2 separate regions of the Homo sapiens genome follow, and region 1 is linked to region 2. Evidence: chromatin contacts called from ENCODE Hi-C or POLR2A ChIA-PET data. All regions are on one chromosome and are shown on one strand. Each heading gives the region's core, a stretch centred on a gene start or an enhancer-like site at or near the end of the contact. The rest is flanking DNA. Distances are from core to core; before and after follow the strand shown. Region 1 holds the start of PNMA8C (PNMA family member 8C). Region 2 has its middle 8.6 kb from the start of IGFL3.

What was found. A loop is a pair of places that touch in the nucleus more often than their neighbours do. ChIA-PET counts read pairs that join two places held with the same protein, here RNA polymerase II (POLR2A). Pooled maps may share reads with other maps.
Region 1: a pooled map shows a loop between it and region 2 (10-fold over the local background). The contact joins the promoter of PNMA8C here to the enhancer-like site in region 2. A Hi-C loop is called at or near these places in 4 of 50 pooled maps. POLR2A ChIA-PET finds 5 or more read pairs at or near these places in 2 of 52 experiments (A673 and activated T-cell).

The regions. Positions count from the first base shown.
Region 1 is chr19:46,425,870-46,432,105 of GRCh38, reverse strand. PNMA8C (PNMA family member 8C) reads left to right here and starts at 3,170. Exons shown (of 1, transcript NM_001386793.1): 1 at 3,170-6,236. The coding sequence starts at 3,747. The coding sequence ends at 4,361. RefSeq lists enhancers at 3,170-3,439, 5,091-5,140, 4,985-5,491, 5,651-5,780, 5,492-5,999.
Region 2 is chr19:46,112,963-46,119,135 of GRCh38, reverse strand. It overlaps a transcript of IGFL2 not described here and the pseudogene LOC100533846. Among named protein-coding and RNA genes, the nearest start is that of IGFL3, 8.6 kb to the left of the region's middle. Within about 2 kb of position 3,580, at least 5 of the 41 ENCODE cell types and tissues checked have a DNase peak (open chromatin) inside an H3K27ac peak, as active enhancers do.

The DNA.
Region 1 (6,236 bases), core at 1,921-4,420, 310 kb before region 2:
TGACCTGCAGGGGAAGCTGGTGCCTTTTGCCCCCACAGAGCTGCTCCGGTGCTGGCCCCAAGTTCACCGACGCTGAAAAGGAGACCGGCAGGAGCAGGTGGAGTCCCAGAGGCTGCCCCAAGCCAATAAGGTGAGCCCACAGACCAGTCATGAAATGCATGAGCCATGTGGCACCCTGTGCAGACCTTCTCACAGCACCAGCCGCTGTGTAAATCTAATGCACATTTCTCTTTTAGACGACTCTAACCAACAGCCACCTGCAGAAAGCTATTCTAGGACACACAAGCCCAGCTTAGCTAAACTGGCACTGAACAAAATCAACATACAGCCCAGAGAGGGAACTGTCATCCAGAAACTTCACGACAGAACAGGAACTAAGCCGCGTGACACAATATGGGACCCCTTTCTCAGGGAACTCCATGGTATTGTATAATGTTAAATCTGTGCGCCCAGGAGTCAGGGTGCTGAGGCGGGAAGTCTAGCTTTGCCATTCACTAGCTGTGTGACCTTAGGTAAGTGAATTAACCTCTCTGATCTTCGGTTTTCCTGACTATAAAACCGGAGGCATCAGGCCGGGCGCGGTGGCTCACGCCTGTAATCCCAGCACTTTGAGAGGCCAAGACGTGCAGATCACGAGGTCAGGAGATCGAGACCATCCTGGCTAACACGGTAAAACCCCGTCTCTACTAAAAATACAAAAAAATTAGCCGGGCCTAGTGGTGGGCGCCTGTAGTCCCAGCTACTCGGGAGGCTGAGGCAGAAGAATGGCGTGAACCCGGGAGGCGGAGCTTGCAGTGAGCCGAGATCGTGCCATTGTACTCTAGCCTGGGCAACAAGAGCAAAACTCCATCTCAGGAAAAAAAAAAATCTAGTATTGATGAGCATGTGGCGAAACTGGATTTTTTTTTTTTACACTGTTTGGTGGGAGAATAAAATGGTACGACCAGTTTGGGAAACTTGTAGAATCTGCTAAGGCATTTGTTCAGGCTTAAAACTAATGGATATGTACATATATGTTCACCAAGAAACATAGACCACGTAATATGTGATTCCATTTATGTAAAATACAAAAACAGGCAAAACTAACCTATGCTGTTGAAAGTCAAGATAGTGGCTTCCCTTAAGAGGATATAGTGATTTGGAGAAAGCACAGGATATCCTCTGGGAATGCTATGATGTTCATTTACTGATTTGGGTGCTGGTTACACCATGTGTTCAGTTAATGGATTTTCATTTATAATTCGTGCACTTCTGACTACGTGTAAAAACAAAGTTTCAGGGGATGTCGGTTTCAGGTGTTGTTTGATCCTGAGGCATATGATGTCTTCCTGACTATGGCCTGGTTTCTGGTTGTTCCCTCAACTCTGCCTTCCTCTAGATGCAAAGTTCATCCTCAAAGTGTTTATTGGCTGGACGCGGTGGTTCATGCCTGTAAGCCCAGCACTTTGGGAGGCCGGGGCAGGTGGATCACTTGAGGTCAGGAGTTTGAGACCAGCCTGGACAACATGGTGAAACCCTGTCTCTACTAAAAACACAAAAAGTTAGCCGGGCGTGGTGGCGGGCGCCTGTAATCTCAGCTGTTTTACAGGCTGGGGCAGGAGAATTGCTTGAACCTGAGAGGTTGAGGTTGCAGTGAGTCGAGATCGCGCCACTGCACTCCAGCCTGGGCGACAGAGCAAGACTCTGTCTGAAAGAAAGAAGGAAAGAAAGAAAAAAGAAGGAAGGAAGGAAGGAAGGAAGGAAGGAAGGAAGGAAGGAAGGAAGAGAGTTTGTCATGCTTCCAAGACAGCCTCCTGTAGCTCCTATACTTAGTCTTTCACGTCTAGGAGGAAAGAGAGAGTCTTCCTCCGCTTACCAGTTGCAGAAATCCTTACCTTCATTCTGACTGGACTTACTGAGTTCACGTGTCTAACCTTTAACCAATCTCAGAGAAGAGGGGCATATTAAGCACTAATTGCTTTTTGTCCAGGTTACCTGGGTGACCATTTCTGAACCAATCACTGTGGGAAGGAGGGTGAGATTATGCTAATTGGTTCAAGCCAATCAGGGCTTATCCCTGGAACTGGGGGTATAAAGGGTGTCGACCTAACCCAAATGTTTTGGCTTTATTAATGGGGACTGGGGAGGAGAGGAATAGACATTGTGGATGTCATCACATGGGGGAGACATTTCTTATTTATTTTTAAACATTTATTTGAAACAACCATAAACCTACAGAAGAGTTGCAAATATAGTATAAAGAATGTTTTCGCGGCCAGGTGCAATGGCTGTGGCCTGTAATCCTAGCATTTTGGGAGGCCGAAGTGGATGGATCACCTGAGGTTGGGAGTTCAAGACCAGCCTGGCCGACATGGTGAAACTACATCTCTACTAAAAATACAAAAATTAGCTGAGCTTGGTGGCACATGCCTGTAATCCCAGCTACTTGGGAAGCTGAGGCAGGAGAATCGCTTGAACTGGGGAGGCAGAGGTTGCAATGAGCCAAGATCGGGCCACTGCACTCTAGCCTGGGCAACAGAGGGAGACTTCATCTCAAAAAAAAAAAAAAAAAAAAAAGAATGTTTTATCCTCTGAAGCATTTTGAGTCTAAATTGTCATATCGCTCTGAATATTATAGTGTGTGTGTGTGTGTGTGTGTGTGTCCTACATGCAAGAACATTCCACTGTAAAGATACATTTGTTCCCTTTGATGAGTATTATATGGGCAGGTACTTTGATAGTTCACATTCTTCACCAAACTTTGCATTCACGTGCTTATATCTACATCAACTCATAGATTCTAATTTTATTCAAGGGGTTATAATCTGTTACTTTCATTTTTAACGTTGATGCTCAAATTGTCCCAGGGTTGGCCAGTGGGAGCATTTCAGGCTGGTTCCTCTGTCTTTCCAGGTGTTCTCATTTTTTTTTTTTAATCACTTCCTTACTTTCTGACCCCAAAAGATGCCCCGGGTGCCTCTTGTACATTCGCTGTCCCCTCACCCCTGGAATCGGCTATTATTCAAAGGAGAATCGCGGGCGCTTCTGAGGGCTGGTGGCCGACCCCTCACCTCCGAATGACCCCCTCAGACTCTTGATTTCAATGCGGCCAGTCGGCCAATGGCAGAGGAGATGGATGCTTCAGCGGTTGCCATGGAGACCGCCAGGCCGCAGAGCGGAAGGAGGCGGTGACGTCACCGCGGGAGCAAGTGCAGCGGCCACATCCTCGTCCTAGTCCGGCGACAGGGCACTGAGTGCAACCTCTGGGCCAGCGGTGAGGGACGCGCCTCCCTGCCTGCCAGGGCCGCGCCTACGACACTCTGTTGGCAGTTGTCCCAGGGAGATCAGCAGTCCCAGATCCGGAGAGACCGTTGGGGCCTGTGAGACCTTCGGAGGCCACGCCAAGAAAGGGGAAGCATCATCTTTAGACCCTCCTTGGTGCAGCCTTGCCCAGGACCCGGGAGCCACGAGTCAGGTGGCAAACACCGCCTTCTGCTTCTCCAGCACGCGTAAGTCCCTGGGAATCTTCGAGCCCACTCAGAGGGAGCCACAGAAGCCCCGACGTTGCACAGCCCTGCAGGCAGGGGCTGGGGGCATCCTTCACTGAGCTGGACGAAGGGGTCCTGGGAGCGGCCTCCGGCCCCTGAGGCCTCACTCTCTCGTAGCCTTTGGGAAGGAATCGCGGCATCCTGGATAATTTCGTGGATTCCCGAGGCAGCTCAGGTGTCCACCAGCGGGCATACTGCTGCCTCAAAGAGTTGGGCAAGATGCTGTTCGGGGTGAAGGACATTGCACTGTTGGAGCACGGGTGCAAGGCCCTGGAGGTGGACAGTTACAAGTCCCTGATGATCCTGGGGATCCCGGAGGACTGCAACCACGAGGAATTCGAAGAGATTATTCGGCTGCCCCTCAAACCTCTAGGCAAGTTCGAAGTGGCTGGGAAGGCCTATCTGGAAGAAGATAAATCCAAGGCGGCCATCATTCAGCTGACGGAGGACATCAATTACGCCGTGGTCCCCAGGGAGATCAAGGGCAAGGGCGGTGTGTGGAGAGTGGTCTACATGCCCCGGAAGCAGGACATTGAATTCCTGACCAAGCTGAACCTCTTTCTGCAGAGCGAGGGCAGGACGGTGGAGGATATGGCCCGGGTCCTGAGGCAGGAACTGTGTCCCCCAGCCACGGGCCCCAGAGAGCTGCCTGCAAGAAAGTGCTCTGTGCCTGGGCTGGGGGAGAAACCGGAGGCTGGGGCCACCGTCCAGATGGACGTGGTGCCACCTCTGGACTCCTCCGAGAAGGAGAGCAAGGCTGGAGTTGGCAAGAGGGGCAAAAGGAAGAACAAGAAAAACCGCCGGCGGCATCACGCCTCAGACAAGAAGCTGTGAGGTGGTGGCATCGGGTGGGCGTGGGGAGTGTCTGAGGGGGTGTGGGTGATGACTGTGGGAGGGTAGGTACCACCTCACTACGTTTAAGGAGTGCGAGTGAGTGTGGGTAATGCAAGGGAGGGTGGGAATGACTCTAGTGAGTGGGTAACTTTGGAGTAAGAATGGGTATCATTTGGATAGCACAGGTAACATCTGACTAGTGCGAAAGAGGTGGATATCTTTATCTGAGTTAACTAACTTGTGGGTTACATCTGAGTGGGTGTGGTTAACGTCTGGGTGCCCGTGGCTCATTTATTCATCTTACAGATATTTATTGCATACCTACTATGTTCCAGGAGCTGGGGATATGGAAGGGAGTAAACTCAATAAAAATCCCTGCCTTCATGGCACTCAGAGTAAGTGGGTAATATTTGAATTACTTGGAGACATCAGAGTGAGCGTAGGTAGCATTTGAGTACATGTGGGTAACAGCTGAATGATCATAAAATCTGGTTGAGTGTGGATTGCTCATTCATCCATGTATCCATGCAACCAACAAAATTTCCTGAGGACCTACAGTGTGCCAGGCACTGGGGATACAGAAGGGGAATAAACAGACCAAAACCTTGCCCGTGACTCTCATAGTAGCTATTTGAGTAGGTGCGGGTAACATTTGGGTTACTTGAATACACGTTAGTGAGTGTGGGTAGCATTAGAGTGTGTGGGTGGCATCCGCGTATAATTGAAAGTAGTTGTGGGTAATATTTGAGAGTGTGCGGGTAACACCTGAATATGTGTATGGGTATCATTTGAGTAGATGAGAGTAATTTCTAAGCGAGGAAGGGTCTCAAAGACCCACAAATATCTTCCGCTACTCGGGAGACCCCGCGGGACCAGCCGCGCAGGCGCAGTCAGAGCCAGAACCTAGCAGCGCGTCCGACCGTTGCTATGGAGACCACAGGCTGACCCCAGGCGCCTGCGCCCTTTGCAGAAAATGGAGGAGGTGGAAACGGTCCTGGATTCCAAGGTTTTGCAGATCTCTTACTGGAGTTGAAGAAAACTCACGCAGACCCAGGAGGAACGTGTCAGGGAGATCCCTACTCGGGAGAAGGGCCGCCATCCTCCTTCGGCTGTCACCCACGGCCTGATTCTGGGGACAGCCTCTCTTGCTGGGGGGAGGCGGGCGGCACGGACCCCTCTAGCTTTGCGCCCTCCTGGAAATCCTGTTATTGCAAAGTCTAGAGCCGTTTTCTGTGTTTCAAAAGCATGTACCTTGAATGTACCTCTGGCACAAACTTGTTCGGAGTGGGCCACCCTGTTTTGCGCATGTCAAGCAGAAACCATGGCTGAGAGTGAGTTGCCTGCTCCCCACCTCTGAGGAACTCACTGATCTGTAAGCGGCTCTTGAAAAGCTGTCGTCTTTCTCTACACGCTGAGTCTCTCTTACAGAAGTGGTCAGAAGCGGGACCCTTCTGCCCCGATTGGCGCCTGGGGTGAGGGTGTGAGTCTCCCCAAGTTAAATTCCAGAAGCTCTGGCTTGGTGAGGAGGAGTGAACTCCACTCTCTAAAGAAGAGGCAAGGCTTCTGGGCAATGGTCCAAAAGGAGGTAAATCATTAAGAGGCCATTTTCAAGAGTTACCAATGAACGACGTTAACACTGAGGTGAAGAAGAATTTTAAAAATCAGGTAAAATCCAAATACATGTGAGTAGGCAGATCTTTTGCTCAGAGACAACGGACCTGTCAATTTGCAAACTTGTTAGTTCAAGGATCTGCAAAGGTTTGACTGAATCTCTTTTCAAAAATGTAACTTACACACAACACAAAGACTCAGCCTACCAAATTGTAATGTCAGAGACTCCTAACGTCTTTTTTTTTTGAGACAGAGTCTCGCTCT
Region 2 (6,173 bases), core at 2,331-4,830:
GAACTCATCACCTCAAACTCACCTGGAGGGCGGGGCACAGCCAAGTGTTAAACTCTCAAAATGGTGCCAGCTGTGGGCTTGTGACCAGACAAAACAGAGATCCCTCCCAGAAAAGCATCATCCCATAGCAGGGTGTTGAGTATTATCTTGAGTATGTATAAGGGAGTCTGGACTCCCTGTCCCTCCTAAACCGGGCCACAGCTGCAGCCATGTCAACTCAAACTGAGGCCAAGGGCAGGGCACAGCCTGAACTTAAACTATGGAAACTGCACCTTGGGCCTGCAACCAGAGAGGCTGAGGTCCCTCGCAGGCAAGCAGCATGGGCAAGAAGCTATGGGGAATGCAGTCTGCTCACGTGTAAGTCTCAACTTCAGCCTTCAGCAGGGAGGCAGTAACTCTCCCAGGGGTGCATGGGAGTGCCTGGTCTCCCCTCTGCCTCCTTGCAGCAGTAAAGTGGCAGCAGCTGTCTGTAGATACCTGATGTCTGGGCTCTCAAAATGGTGCCCATCTGAGGCTGCCCAGGGTTCAGATGCCTGTGGGAGTGTGTGGGGGTTCCCTTTCTGGAGCAACATCTTTGGGCAGCTTCATATGTCAGGCCGGAGGCCCTAATGAGTCCGGGGTTTCTCCCACAGCCAAGATTATAAAAGCCTGTCTAGGAGTGTGGAGCCCAGGGGCTTTCTCTCTTACTGCTTCCCCACACATTCCAGGAGCCTCTCCCAGCTCAGTCAATCCCAGGTGGGCAAGCTGCCTCAAACCCTTTTCTTACTTCTGGTGCTTCCCATCTCTTCTCTGGTGAACCTCAGCATTCTCTCCTAGACCATTTGTTTGAAATGTGAGTATCTACTTGCTATTCTGGTTTTCTCTGTGGGGGAGACAAACATACCTGCATCTATTCAGCCGTTATGATTCATCTCCAAAGTCTATTCCAATTTATAGAAGTTTGAAAGGCTGCCTCTAGACTATCGGTGGTTTAATGTTAAAGACATTTATGAACACTAAACTTCTCTTTAAAATTTTTTATTGTTTTAATTGCCTCCTGTTTACCTTGTTTATAAGAAAAGGATGCCCACCCTAGGGCTGTGGGGATGGCAAAACACAGGACGTTAATTCTGGGTGGATAAAATCAACAGTAGATTATTAGCCCCACGTATGCTCACAGCCTGAGGGAGGACACTGCATGCTAAGTATGGCCACAAAGGTTGCATTTAGGAGCACCTAACAAGCAGGGGCTAAGGAAGGCAGGCTCTGTAGTGTCAAGAGAGTGAGGTGGTCCCTGGTTCCTGCAGGAAGAAGTGCTATCTCCATTCTGGGGCCTGTAGTCCCAAGCAAGATTCATTTTAAAAATGAACAGATGGTAGTCCGGGCGCGGTGGCTCACACCTGTAATCCCACCACTTTGGGAGGCTAAGGTGGGTGGATCACGAGGTCAAGAGATCGAGGCCATCCTGGCCAACATGGTGAAACCCCGTCTCTACTAAAAATACAAAAAAATTAGCCAGGCTTGATGGCACATGCATGTAGTCCCAGCTACTTGAGAGGCTGACGTGGGAGGATCCCTTGGGCCCAGGAGTTTGAGGCTGCAGTGAGCTATGATTATACCACTGCACTTTAGCCTGGGTGACAGCACAAATTCTGTCTCTAAAAAAATCAAGCAAGCAAGCAAACAAACAAACAAAAAACAACAAAAAAGAAGGGACTGGAAACCACCAATTCAATCAGAAAAAAAAATTGACTTTTAAGAGAATTCTTCTTGGCCTGGTGCAATGACTCACACCTGTAATCCTAGCACTTTGAGAGGCAGAAGTAAAATGATCACTTGAGGCCAGGAGTTCAAGACCAGCCTGGGCAACATAGTGACACCTCATACCTACAAAATATCTACAAAATATAAAAATTTAAAAAGAGAGAAATCTTCCTAACTGCAGCCTCAATTAACCTTTATTCTCTAGGTATACTGAAAAACTTACTGAATAGGCTTAGCTCAATTAAAGCTTAAAATTATTTTAAAAATAAATAATAAAGTACCTTACATAATGAGAAAAAAATAGTCAAAATAAAGCTCAAGATTTTAAGGCTTCATTTTAGAATCAAATCCTTGCCTACTTTTACTCCAATCAATTAAGTTTATGCCAAACCAGTATATAAAATTTTTACTAGTTATTATAATTGCCTAATTTAATATAAGATAAACAAGTTAATTAATTTAACTTGTGTAAGTTGTACAATATAAATAATTTAATATAAGTTAAATTCGAGTGTGAAAAGATTTACTGGCTCTATTAAAACTAAAAATAATAAGCAAGGTAATGGGTATGTTAATTAGCTTGATTTAATCTTTCCACAAAGGTACCACTGTAGGTTGGTATGACTTTCCCAGAACTCCGTTACATGAATTAGAACATCACATTGTATCAAATAAATGCACACAATTATAACTTGTCCATTAAAAAAATACTAATTGGCCCGCTTCAGTAGCAAGCACATGTAATCCCCACAACCCAGGAGGCTGAGGTAGGAGGATTCCTTGGGGCCAGAATTTCGAGACTAGCCTGTGCAACAGAGTGAAACCTCATCTGTAAAAATTTAAAAATTGTTCTAATTAGAATAATACTAATCAAAAATTGCTTTAACTAAAGCAAATGCTTTGGAAAGATTCAATATATCTGAATCAGCAAAGAGACATTGTTCTTATTTGCTAGAGGCAAAGCAATGTATTTTTTTAATTACTAAAATCTAGGATTTCCCAGTCAGACTATTAGGTAAATGTCCTTAAACTCACAGCATTTTTACAGAAAACCACAAGTAGATATTGCCAGCAATGCATTATCAACGGTGTTGCTGCCAGAAAGACAACGAGAGCTCTTTTCTGTAAGCTCACACTCACAGAGAAAATTATTTGGTATGTCTTAAAAGACTGGGAAATGAGGAGATATACCTAATGTAAATTACGAGTTAATGGGTGCAGCACACCAACATGGCACATGTATACATATGTAACAAACCTGCATGTTGTGCACATGTACCCTAGAACTTAAAGTATAATAATAAAAAAAAAGATTGGGAAATGAACAATCCAAAAATAGAATTAACAGTCCCACTTATAACATCAACAAAAGGAAAAATGGACCCATCATCAGTCACCAAGACCTGAGAACAGAGAGTGGCAGCCCCTTCACACAGGCGGCAGAGCAAGGAAGCTGTCAGCCGGCGAGCCTCCTGGAGTATACCTGAGATGGGCAGAACTGGGGACATCAGTTCTCTACAGCAGCCCTGCAATGAGGGGCTGGAGTGGTATAGAAAAAATTCCAACGCTTTTTGCTGGTAAGTGGCTCTACTCATTCATTTATCCCTGTCGCTGGTTCCCTTCTTGAAGCTTGAAAATAATCTGAACTTTCCATGTCAAGAGCAGCTGGCCTCCTCCCATACATTAATTTTCTGTATTGGCTAGGTATTGGCTGCAAACACAAGATTAAATTACACAGAGAGTCGGGTAGTGAAACTGCTCCCACTCAGGCTGAGTCACCAGATTCACCCTGAGGTGAATCTGAATCAGGCTGAGGTTTCTGGGGTTGGCTGTTAGCTTGGGTCTGCATAGCTACCTCTCAGAGAACACACTGGCCACAGCTCCCAAGCTGTAGCTGTTTCTGCCTCCCCTGACCCAGAACTGCTACTTCCCTCAACATTTCCAGTGATTCGCTGCATTTCATTTTGTCTTGTGTTTTCTACTGACGCCGCCTTATTTTTGTTTTATGTGCCTTACCTGATATTTTGGGGGTTATTCACATTTTTAAAATGTATTTTCATTTTCCCTGTAAGAGAGAGCCTGTGTTTCTGGCTTGCAAACCAGGCTGGAGATGGCACCTTCCCCAGAGCTCAGGAATTCTGGGTGAGGATTGAGTGTGGGGAATGTCATGAGATTTAGCCTGCTCCTGTAGGCAAAAGGACCTTTTGAAACACACAAGTGGGGATAGTTAGGTATTTCATACACATAACATAGTTGTGATACGAAAACCAGAGAAAGATAATCACCAAATATTCTAGGACACTGGTCCTCAATATTAGCATGCACAAGAGTCACTAGGGCTATGGATGAACATAGGTGTGATACAAATGCCAGAGAAAGATAATCACCAAATATTCTAGGACACTGGTCCTCAATATTAGTATGCATGAGAGCCACTAGGGCTATGGATGAAAATGCAAATTTCTGGGCCTTACTCCCAGAGATTCTGATTCTGTAAACCTGTGGGGAGTCCAGGAAACTGCATTTTCAAAAAGCACCTGTATTAGTCAATTTTCACACTGCTATGAAGAGCTGCCTGAGACTGGGTAATTTATAAAGAAAAGTGGTTTAATTGGCTCACAGTTCCGCTTGGCTGGGAAGGTCTCTGGAAATTTAAAATCATGGCAGAAGGCAAAGGGGAACCAAGGCGTATCTTACATGGTGGCAGGAGAGAGAGAAGGAGAAAGTGCCACACTTTTTAACCATCAGATCTCAGGAGAACTCACTCACTATCACGAGAAAAGAATGAGGGAAACTGCCCCCATGATCCAATCACCTCCCACCATGTCCCTCCCTAACATGTGGGGTAATTCAAGGTAAGATTTGGGTGGGGACACAGAGCCAAACCATATCAGCACCCATGACTTTAATAAATGGAGTTCGCCAATAACTTCTGTGAAAACAAAGACTAACCAAATAAGAAAGTAAAGGCTATCTATTCTACAACAAAGAAGTCAGCCACCATCACTTCCATTTTGGGAGAGACTCAAAGACCAGCAGAGGAGTAGGAAAGCTTTATAGTGGAAAAGGTATCACCCTTTTTTTCGCATGTTCCCTGATTGGAGGCTGTTGGCATGGGGAAGCTGAGGATAGCTAACTAGATGCACAGCATCCTATGGGATTGGTTTAGGGTACGTATTTGGCTTTCCTACGTTGCTCCTAAGTTAGAAACAGGAACAAAAATTTGGGAAGTTGTCAGTTATTAATAAAGTCCTGGCCATTTGGAGCTGACTGTTACTGGAGTTACTGTTTAGTTTCCTGGATTGTTACCAGAGAAAGTCTGACTTCCTACAAGTGTGACTTACAGCAAGTGGCTTCCTGGGCTGTTTATTGTAGAAAAGTGGGTTGATTTCCTAGGCAGGCTGCTGTAGGTTATGGGTCAGAGTTCTGTTTTTATATGTGGTCTGGCCATTGTCTGTATATTTTGTCTCTCATCTCTAAGAAATACAGCCATAAACCAAGCTCTTTTTGTAACACAGAGCAGAACTTCAATACAGGGGACTGCTTTCTTCATTATTGCTGTCATCTATTTATTGCTGTTTTTTGACAGTGATGATCTCAAGGCTAAAACGGCTGAACACCCCATTTAATTAGGGTAGTTCAGGGCTCTAACTTACATGCTTTACACAACCATTGCCTTCTTAGACATGGCAGATAACAAGCATGGAATATTATTGCTAGTCTTGGCTTTGTGGTGTAAAGCTGGTTTTCATACAGCTCCCAGAAAGCTCTCTATAGACATCAGTGGAGCCAAAAGTCTTCAAGCTTTATCCCATCTTATTTCCTGCTTCTCTTGTGCCCATGGGTCATTGTCTTTCCTGTGACAACTGAGGTTAAAGATAAATCTTGGATTTCTCCCTTTATGGCTTCCACAATGCTTATCTTCTTTGTCGTAATCCTGGATATCTACGTGGATTCCATTTGTTCAGTCAAAATGGAAGTTTCCAAATGTCCCCATGATTGATCCTTTCCTGTTTTTATTAGTGCTTTGGAAATTTCTGAATACATCCAACAACAGTCTGACTTCAGGCTATGAACAAAATGGCATACCAGGAAAGTGCAGAACACATCCTGTCTGGAGGAGTGATAGTGAGTACTAGGTCTTCATTTTGTCTACCAACGTCTTTTCATCTCCCTCTAAGAGAGGACGGAACGCTTTTTGCCTCTGTAGAATCATTCTATGATGTGTTGACCAGCAGTCTGGGTCTCATCTCAGATGTATTTCACACACTCTATGACAGATGTGTTTTAGTCATGATATTTATTGCTGCCCTGATGAAAAGATGGAATGCAATGGGATTTTTCTCCTATGGGTGCACCCAAATAGAAATTCTCTCTCAATTTATTAATAGACTTTTTCTTTTCTCCAAGAAAATTCCATTTGTATTTCA